Regions from separate parts of the Homo sapiens genome. Here region 1 is linked to region 2. The links are chromatin loops, found by intact Hi-C in ENCODE. Cell type or tissue: B cell. All regions are shown on one strand. Each heading gives the region's core, and the rest is flanking DNA. Links, peaks and the distances in the headings are about the cores only.

Evidence for each region. A loop is a pair of places that touch in the nucleus more often than their neighbours do. Peaks named below come from ENCODE experiments on the same cell type or tissue, not always from the same donor. Only the 100,000 strongest peaks of a DNase experiment are listed, where the experiment ranks them.
Region 1: a loop joins it to region 2, with 3 times the contacts of the local background. A loop is called at or near these places in 1 of 110 quality-filtered maps.

The regions. Positions count from the first base shown.
Region 1 is chr10:92,840,166-92,845,549 of GRCh38, forward strand. It overlaps a transcript of EXOC6 not described here. Among named protein-coding and RNA genes, the nearest start is that of EXOC6, 5.7 kb to the right of the region's middle. In B cell, for the core only: CTCF peaks have their summits at 3,132 (motif pointing right) and 3,332; a DNase peak (open chromatin) is centred at 3,126.
Region 2 is chr10:92,787,906-92,793,289 of GRCh38, forward strand. No RefSeq gene overlaps it. Among named protein-coding and RNA genes, the nearest start is that of EXOC6, 58 kb to the right of the region's middle. In B cell, for the core only: no CTCF peak of the experiment used is centred there; DNase peaks (open chromatin) are centred at 1,306, 2,096 and 2,746; H3K4me3 peaks cover 625 bases; H3K27ac peaks cover 3,266 bases.

The sequences.
Region 1 (5,384 bases), core at 177-5,176, 52 kb after region 2:
GAATGACATACTAAAACAAAAAATAAGTAGTTAAATTTAACTGTGGATGTTCTAGAATGTTCTTGCTATTTATATCTTTATAAATGTAAGATTTGTATTAAATCTTATTTTATCAAGTATATTCATTAAGATCAAAGGTCTAGATTTTAATCTGGACTGAACATTTACTACTTGTATGATTTTGGCCTTAGTTTCTGAAACTATAAAGTGGGGATTATGATAAAACCTATCTCAAATAATTAGTGTCTATAGGGTGCTTAGCATAATAGTTGGCTGGCACAGAGTAAATAATAAATATTAGTGTTGACTATTATTGTCTAGTTTCCATTTGGGATGGATATTCTAGTATGACTTAATAAATACATACTTTAGAGTCCTGAAGTAAACAATCATGCATAACACCTTGAAATTCTGAGCAGGTGTGAAATATTGAGTTATGTAAATTTTTTAAAACTTTTTTTAATTTGACAAATAATAATCGCATATATTTAGAGTGTAGAACTTTTTTTTTTTTTTGAGACAGGGTCTGTCTCTTGTCAGTCAGGCTTGAATACAGTGGCACAGTCTTGGCTCAAGTGGCCTCTTGGGCTCAAGCAATCCACCCATCTCAGCCTCTTGAGTAGCTGGAACCACAGGTGTGTGCCACCATGCCTGGCTAGTTTTTGTATTTTTTGTAGAGACGAGGTTTCGCCATGTTGTCCAGGCTGGTCTTGAACTTCTGAACTCCAGAAATCCGCCTGCCTTGGCCTCCCAAAGTGCTGGGATTACAGGTGTGTGCCACCATACCCAGCCTATTTATAGGGTATAACGTGACGTTTCACTGTCTGTTTACAGTGTAGAATGATTAAATCAAGCTAATTATTATATCTATCACCTTACATACTTTTTGTGGTGAGAACACTTAAAATCTACTTTGAGCAATTTTGAAATACGCAGTATATTATTATTATTAATTATAGCCACCATTCTGTGCAGTAGATCACCAAAGCTTATTTCTCCCGTCCAGCTGAAACTTTGATTAACATCTTTGATTAACATCTTTCCTTTTCCCATCTATGTCTCTCCTCAGCCTCTGGTAACTACCATTCAACTCTCGACTTCTCTGAGTTCAACTTTTTTAGATTCTACATATAAGTGAGATCATGCAGTATTTGCATTTCTGTGCCTGGCTTACAGTAATGTAAATTTTATTTTGGTTGCATTATATGCAGGGGAGAGAGGTGTCAATTTGAAAAATCACATTCACTAATGCTTATATTTTATACTAATGCAATATCATGACCTGATTTAATCTCTAATGAGAATAGTATAGCGTTCTACATAAAAATGGAGTCCAGAGAAATTGTTCAGAAATAAATTTGGGCCTAACTGTGACAGAGGCTTGCTGCATCTGTTGCACCTCCAAAAAGCCTGGAATGTCTTATGAGACTCGGCTATACAGTTACCCAATTTTTGCTGGACATTTAAGTGATATCATTAGCTATGTGATGTTTATTGCAACACTAGATAAAACTTTAAAAACATTTTTATGTTTAGGAGCCAAATATTCCAACCAGGGGGACAGTTTTGCTTATTTAGTGGTTAAGTGAATGGGTTTTGGAACCAGAAGGATATGGGTTCAAATTCTGCCTTTATAATTACTAATAGAGCTGTTGAAAGGATTAGTTGAATTAGGCATGAAATGTATTAATGAAATGTAATGTCTCATAGCAAATGCTCATTCACTCATTCATTTAGTAAATAAATAATAATGGCACATTTACAATGTGACAGGCAGTGGTCTGGGTGCCGTTGATACAGCAAGATCAAGATCTGGAAAGTCCATGCTCACAGGGAGCTTGTATTTTAGTGAAAAGAGCCAGAAATACACCAAAAAAAAAAGTGTTAATAAGTGCTATGAAGAATAAAAACCAGGCCGGGTGCAGTGGCTCACGCCTGGAATCCCACCACTTTGGGAGGCCGAGGCAGGCAGATCATGAGGTTAGGAGTTCGAGACCAGCCTGGCCAACATGGTGAAACCCTGTCTCTACTAAAAATACAAAAATTAGCCGAGTGTGGTGGTGCACGCCTGTAATCCTAGCTACTCAGGAGGCTGAGGCAGGAGAATTGCTTGAACCCGCGAGGTGGAGGTTGCAGTGAGCTGAGATCACACCATTGCACTCCAGCCTGGGCAACAGAGCGAGACTCTGTCTCAGAAAAAAAAAAAAAAAAAAGGGTAAGGAATAGGAAGATTTAGGGATGCTAATATCCCTAGCCAGGGAGTAAATGTCAGCTGTCATCATCATCATCATCATCATCATCATCATCATTTCATTAGCTACATTTCAAATCCTATTTTGCCAAGAGGAGAGAGAAAAATCGGACAAGGGAGAGGAAAGGGAGAAAGGGCAAAGGGCAGTAAAGGAAGGCTAAGCAGGGAAAGAGAGAGGAATAGAGAGTGCATTGAACAGGATGACGAATAAGAAAACCAACAAGGAGAAGGAAGGTAAGAGTAGGGAGCAGGGACAATTGCTTGTCTTATAAACTGGTGGTGGTGGTGGAGTTGGTGGGGTGGGGGGTGTGTTATTTGAAGGAAAGAGAGAATGGAACTCAGAGAAAATGATATTGTTCTTTAACTGCTCAGTGGACTTTAAAATGTTTAGTTTTGAGGGCTTTCAGGACATTTTTCTGAGGGCAGGGTTGGCAACATAATTTGTGGGGCCCAGGGCAAAATGAAAATGTAGATTCCTTTTTCAAAAATTATTAAGAATTACAAGATGGTGATGACAGGGTATTGAACCAAAGGCAACTGCGTAGGTCACACACCATGAGCCAGCCCTGTCTGAGAGCTTAATACATGAACATGGTACACAGCAAACATTTAATAAAAATAGTTGTTGAATGAACAAAACCCGGGGCTAGTTGCTTTTGAACTCCTCTGAGGACTGGCCCGTATTTTAGAAAAAAACTGATTTTATTTGGCTTCAATTTCAAATTTCCTTCTATTGTTCTCCACCGTGGGGTCCAGATCTTTATGGAACAGCCGATTCCTGCACAGGGTTTTACAGCAGGAATCCTCCCAGACCAGCTGGGCTTTGTTTATTCTCTTGCACTTACAGAGTGTGGCCACTTGGGGTCACCACACCAAAAAGGCAGAAGCTGGAGGAGGGCCCCTGCGACGGTGGACATCTGAAACGAGTGGCTAAAAGCCACTGGGAAGGATTAGTTTATCAGAGCCAATGTATAAAGACTGCCTGTACTTTACATTTTGATACAGTTCTATAATTCTATAACAAGAGCTCTAAAACTCTTTAAGAAACATTTGAATGATGTAAAGTTTTGCGAGGATAATGATAGGGTTCCCAGGGGTGAGGAGGGGAATCTTTTTGTAAATGTGTACCCTACCTCTAAAAGCATGCATTTGGCCGGGCGCGGTGGCTCACGCCTGTAATCCCAGCACTTTGGGAGGCCGAGGCGGCGGATCACAAGGTCAAGAGATCGAGACCATCCTGGCCAACATGGTGAAACTCCATCTCTAGTAAAATACAAAAAATTAGCTGAGTGGGCCGTCGCGGTGGCTCCCGCCTGTAATCCAAGCACTTCGGGAGCCCGAGGTGGGTGGATCACGATGTCAGGAGTTCAAGACCAGCCTGGCCAAGATGGTGAAACCCTGTCTCTACTAAAAATACAAAAATTAGCCGGGCGTGGTGGCTGGCACCTGTAATCCCAGTTACTCGGGAGAGAACTGCTTGAACCTTGGAGGTGGAGGCTGCAGTGAGCCGAGACTGCACCACCGCACTCCAGCCTGGGCGACAGAGCGAGACTCTGTCTCAAAAAAAAAAAAAAAAAAAAAAAAATTAGCTGGGCGTGGTGGCACGTGCCTGTAGTCCCAGCTACACAGAAGGCTGAGGCAGGGGAATCACTTGAACTTGGAGGGCGGAGGTTGCAGTGAGCCGAGATCGCGCCACTGCACTCCAGCCTGGTGACAGAGCAAGACTGTGTCTCAGAAAAAAAAAAAAAGGAAAAAAAAGAAAAACATGCCATTTACAACATTAAGCTTAATACGACAAGTATTTGCATGTGGATCATTCACTTATTAATTGAGCCTCTACTATATGCAAGGCACTGGGCTGGGCAGTGAACAATACAGGCATCGTCCCTGTGCCTGATGTAGGAGCAGTTCCTGGAAATGGAGACAGACTCAGTGATTTGTTCACCACCATGATATGTGCTTCCAAGGATGAGTGAGCACTGCTCCCAAGGACAACGAAAGGTGCTTGCCTTAAAAGCGCAGGATCCAGAGGGTTCACTAAAATGGGTCTGGAACCAAGAATCCAACCCAAAGACATGTTCCTGTTTCCCTCTCTACAAAAGCAGGAAACATATTTCAGTTGGTTTACATCCACCAAACATGCAGAAAACCCTGATACACAATCAGGTTTTTTTTTAATGATTAGGAAAAAGAACATTTATGTGTCTGGTTTTTATTTTTATTTTATCAAAGAGGAGGCTAAAATGCTGGGCTCTCTGGCTTACTAGCAAATGCCTGATAACCCTAGTCGCCAATGCTAATGTTGATTGAGCTCTAGGCTAAACATAATACATATATTATCTTCTTTAATCCTCACATAATTTGGTGAGCTAGGGATTCTTATTGTCCTTAATTCACACTTGAAGAACGTGAGCCTTAGTCAAGTTAAGTAACTCCCTGAGGCCTGACATCTAGTAAGAGATGAGTTGGAATTTGAATTCAAGTAGTTAAATGCCAGACCAGAGCAGTTGCACTCTACAACCTCATTCTGAGGGAGGCGCTTTCCCAAGACAGGTCATTAGTCTGTAGATAAAAGGCGCAAAGTTAAGTTCCTAATGACTAAGAGTTTATTTACAAGTCAAATCCTTACTTTGCCAATTACTTTTATACTGGACACAAAATGCATCTCCTGTCCTGCTGGTCTTCCTGGTGTATCTTTCTTCTTCCAGGAGTCCTGAAAAGAGATTTTGGATTGATCTCTGGAAGTCAATATCCACTGCCAAAAAATAATTCCACATGCATCTGCAATCTGCCTGTCTGTGCCCTGCTACTCCGCAACCTTCTCAGTGCAGACGTTAAATCATTCACTCCTTGGGGCTGGGCGTGGTGGCTCATGCCTGTAATCCCAGCACTTCAGAAGGCCAAGTCAGGGCAATCACTTTAGGGAAGGAGTGTGAGACCAGCCTGGCCAACATGGTGAAAGCCCATCTCTACTATAAATACAAAAATTAGCTGGATGTGGTGACATGTACCTGTAATCCCAGCTACTCAGGAGACTGAGGCAGGAGAATCGCTTGAAAGCGGGAGGCAGAGGTTGCAGTGAGCCAAGATCGCACCACTGCACTCCAGCCTGGGCAACAGAGAGAGACTCCAT
Region 2 (5,384 bases), core at 250-5,249:
AGAGCTGTCTTTACTGCAGGAAGCCACACACACCTGCAGACCCGCCTCTGCCATCTGGTCCTTGCTTCTCCAGGTGTGGTCGGCATCCCTGGGAAGCTTGTTTACACAAGCTTCTGGGGTCTCACTTTCGGGGATTTTGATTCATAGGAATAAGGTGGACTTAGAAATCTGTGTTTTAATAAGCACCCCCAACCCTTCCTCAGAGATCTTACTATAAAGCTCAAGAACCATTCATTGGTCCAGGTTCATCTGGTCTAGGAGAGTATGAAAGGGAAGCGTAATGAAAGCACATGTTCACTCATGGCTGCCCTTGACTTCCTTTGGAATTCTCACTCCTTTTGGCCCCAGTTCCATGGGTCTTTGTACAACTGGCTGCTACCACCATGCCTGGCTCTGGGGCTCTTCCATTCCCTTGGCTTGGCTGTGGACAAATACATACTCTCTTTGGCCTGGTGCAGCTGTGGATGCCTGCCAATTGTTTTCTAGTCGTTGCTCTGCTGCTAAGAATTAGTTCACACCAAGTTTTGATCCCACTGATTGAGAAGAAGCCCAATCAGGGCTCCTGATTATGGTGGCTAAGAGCATGGTAGTTACGGTCTTGGCCATGGAAGTTGGAGGGACCTGAGTTTAAATCTCAGCCCCACTCAGTAACATGGCTGTGTGGTTTAAGTCAGACACAGGATCTTTTTGGGCCTCTACTTTCAGATCTGCAAAATAGGATGAAGATATTTTCTGTACCTATGTCAAAGAGTTGATGAGTGGGAAGAATGAAAACATATTCTAAAGGTAAGATTGTGACATGACTGTTGTGCTATAGAGAAAAATATTCAAATTGGTTGCCATGATCCCTTAGAAATTAAAAGACTCCAACATTCTTTTATGTTGAGAGAAATCCCCCAGTATTCTGGAAGTAGTGGGGAGGATGGAGAAATTTTCCTTTATGGGAAACTTAGAAAAAAAAAAGTTGAAATCAATGAAAGCTGACCACCTACCATGAAACTAAGATCAAAGCTGTTCTCTTTCAAATGCAAGAGGAGAAGTTAGCTGGTTGTGTTTGTCTTTCTTCATGTGGGGTGTCTTCTCAGGGCTTGCCACTTGCGGAGTGTGAGCCTAGACAGTGGTCAAGGCAAACCCATATCCTCCCTTGTAAAATGGGAAGGACAATTGCAGGGTCCATCTCAAATTTTATTTGTTAGTTGATAGACACCCATTGTCAGGAAGAAAACTGCTCTCGAAGAGCTGGAGGCCTTCACACCTGCCAGCTGAAGCGTTTGAGGCTGTACCGGCTGCTTCTGAGAAGGCCCTAGTTGTCACACTTGAGCAACTGAGCATCTGGGTGGCTGGAAACCCAAGAACGGTGCCTAGCTCGGCTCTGTCCGGCCTCGAGTCCCCTCATCCCAGACTGAACTGCTGGGGGTGCCCTCTGGAGGTTTATTCGTTTTGGTCTCCTGGTGTTGAAGAATCTGGCTCCTTTTCTTCTTCTTCTGTTTTTTTAAAATTATTTTTATTTCTTATTGATTAAGGCCTCCAGCTTTGCAAAAGAATCTGCCCCCTGCTTTAAAAAACAAAAAAATATTTTTTCTTTTTCTTTTTTTTTGAGGCAGGGTCTCACTCTGGTTACCCAGGCCGGAGTGCAGTGGCCCGATCTTGGCTTACTGCAGCCTTGACTTCCTGGGCTCAAGTGATCCTCCCACCTCAGCCTCTTGAGTAGCTGAGACTACAGTTGTGTGCCACCATGCCCGGCTAATTTTTGCATTTTTGTAGAGACAGGGTTTCACCGTGTTGGCCAGGCTGGTCTTGAACTCCTAACCTCAAGCCATCTGCCCACCCCGGCCTCCCAAAGTGCTGGGATTACAGGCATGAACCACCATGCCCAGCCTGGCCCCTGCTTTTAACAGGATCACTAGCTATGCTCAGCTGGAGTCTACCGCATGCAGTAGGTGCAAACCTGAGCCTATAATTCTGTGCTTTAATTGTGCAACAGGACTTTGAAGCAGGCCTTTCCCAAACTGGTGGTGTGCAGGGGAAATGCCTTGTAGATATTGCTCACAATAGGGAAATCCTCTCCAGTATACTCTGACTGGGGCAGAAATCCTCAGTAAAGGGTTGGGCTTTGAGAGGTATTTCAAAAGAGAGATTAACACTTGTTGTAGAAGTGCTAATCACTGATTGAATTAATCAAGGGCCAAACTACAAGGTGTTCACAAGAAAGATTAGTGACTTCGGGTGTGAATATTCGAAACCAGTATTGGGAAGCCCGGGCCCTGAGGTTTTCCTGAGCACACAACAAAAAAAGGACAAATAGAAGACAGGGTAACGAACGCACCTAGCAATTTCTCCCTAGGCAGTGTTTAGGAATCATTGTTGGAAATATTAACTATCAAGTACATATACAATGTTTAATTTATAATAAGCACTCACACATGTCAGGTTTTGTTATCCCTTTTGTCTACTAAGACCCCTTATTAGAAATTTCAACTGAGAACTAGAGCAAAACATTTTTTTTCTTTAGAGAGAGAGAAAAAGACTGGCTCAATTACTTTTTTAAACATTGAAGAATAGTTTGCCTGCAGGAAAGTTAATAGATCTTAAACAGTGTAAGTTCAACTTCTTTTATAATAAAAGATTGGGAAACAGATTTCAGTGCTACAACATACGGTAAAATGATTTTGTACTTCCTTTCTAGAAAAGGGGATCTGTAATTAGAGAACCAAATAACCAAGGACGTATAACCTGAAAGTGAAATTAGAGCATGTAAGGAAATGGTTGCTTCAAACAAACAGCTATGTCCAAATCACTGAGGCTGTAGGAAATGGTTTTCTAGGAAGTCTGTATTTGCAGGGGACACAGTGGGAGGGAGTGGGGAGGAGGTGGGTACCTGGTGGTGGTTTCTTAGAGAACAAGGAGCTTTGAGAATGAAGTGTTAATTTTATAAGAATATGATGAACAAATCCAAAAGAAGGAAACAAAAAAAAGAACAGAAGGAGATAATATATTAAGTGGAGTTAACTTGGAAAAAGTCATTTAAAAAAATCCAGGTGGGGCCGGGCACAGTGGCTCACGCCTGTAATCCCAGCACCTTGGGAGGCCAAGGCGGGTGGATCACCTGAGGTCGGGAGTTCCAGACCAGCCTGGCCAACATGGTGAAACCCCCTGTCTACTAAAAATACAAAACAAACAAACAAACAAGCAAAAAACCGGTCATGGTGCTATGCGCCTTTAATCCCAGCTACTTGGGAGGCTGAGGCACGAGAGTCGCTTGAACCCAGGAGGTGGAGGTTGCAGTGAGCCAAAGTGGTGCTACTGTACTCCAGCCTGGGCGACAGAGTGAGACTCTGTCTCAAAAAAAAAAAAAAAAAAAATCCACGTGAAACAATTGATAGGTGAATGAGTGCTTTCTTACAACTGAATAGAGGAAGGAGGAGGACACTTACATTTATTAGGCTTTTGTAGGGCCATTGAAGGACAAGGAGGGGTAAAACCATAATATACTTTAGGCTTCCAGCCCAAAGAGGACTTCACATTTAGACAATTGTAGACTAAAGAACTTGAGTAGATGATCCCTTGTAAACATCACTGTAACATACTACAAGGTGGGTAATATTACAGATGGGAAAACAGAAGCTCAGTTTAAAGTCCTGGAAATATCAGTGTACGTTTTGAATGTAAACCAGCCAAAACGGATCCAAAGTTGTGGAAACATGCATCTAACTTTTCTTAGATGGAAAAATTTGTTTACGATACAAATACAGTAATTTATACAATTATTCAGGTAATTAGCAGGTTTAAAATTTTTATCACCTAGACCAGCACTGTCCAATAAATATGTAATGTGTGCCACCTATACATATGTAATTTAAACTCTTCCAGCAGCCACATTTTAAAAAGTAAAATAAACAAGTAAAATTAATTTTAATAGTATATTCTATTTAATATGCCATTTCAACAAATAATAATATCATGTAATAACATGTGATACAAAATTATTAATGAGATAGTTTACTTTTTTCCATGTTAAATCTTTGATTTATGGCATGTATTTTTAGACCTACAGTCTATCTCAATTCAGCCTAGCCACACTTCAAGTGCTCGGTAACCACATGTAGCAATCATACTGGACAACAGAGACACAGATTATGTAAAGTACAAAGGCACTGGTTCTACCCTTGGAGGTTATGACCCCATAAGCCAACAATATGAGAGATCCACCAGAATGTGAGTTAATAAATGGTGAGCGTCTCCCTTTTTGTTTTCCCAGAGAAAAGGCCATAATTTGAGGGGTTTTTGTTGTTGTTCTCAATACAGACAAAGCAAAAGTAACCTTTTACCCCTTTGCCTCTGGTCCTAATTCTCTCTCCAGAAGTAGCCACGGTTAGCAGTGTGGTGTTTCTAGATCTATTTTGTATGATTTTACATATATGTAAAGCATATCTTTGATATGTGTGTTTTATTTCATTTAATTTTTTTTTAATTTTAATTTTTTTTTTTTTGAGACGGAGTTTCACTCTTGTTGCCCAGGCTGGAGGATGCGGTGCAATCTCGGCTCATGGCAACCTCCATCTCCTGGGTTCAAGCAGTTTTCCTGCCTCAGCCTCCAAAATAGTTGGGATTATGGCTAATTTTTGTATTTTTAGTAGAGACAGGGTTTCACCATGTTGGCCAGGCTGGTCTCGAACTCCTGATCTCAGGTGATCTGCCCACCTTGACCTCCCAAAGTGTTGGGATTACAGGCATGAGCCACCATGGCCCGCTGATGTGTGTGTTTAAAAAAAAAAGCTTGGTGAGCTGAGTGTGGTGGCATGTGCCTGTAGTCCCAGCTACTTGAGAGGTTGAGTCAGGGGGATCATTTGAGCCCAGGAGCTCAAGGCTGCAGTGAGCTATGACCTTACCACTGCACTCTAGCTGGGTGACAGAGTGAGACCCTGTTTCAAAAAAAATATTTTTTTGATGACATAGTATAATTTCTTTCAATTCGCTTTTCTCATTTAACAATAGGACTTTGAAAACTCTTCATGTTGGTAGAAATTTCACCCTCATTCTTTTAAACTGTTGCATAGTAGTCTGTAGTTTAACCATTTCCCTGTTGATGGACATGTAAGCTATTTCTAATTTACTGTTGTTATTTTTAGAACAGCAATGGACAAGACAGCCTGTTTTTGATGGTGAAAATAGCAACATTGTTAGAGAGGAGAATGGAAAGTCCGTCAGAGACTGATAAATTAAATACGTTGTTCAGCCAGGTGGGTAGCTCACGCCTGTAATCCCAGCACTTTGGGAGGCAGAGGCGGGAGGATTACTTGAGGTCAGGAGTTCGAGACCAGCCTGGACAACATAGTGAAAGCCCATCGCTAACTAAAAATACAAAAATTAGCCTGGCGTGGTGG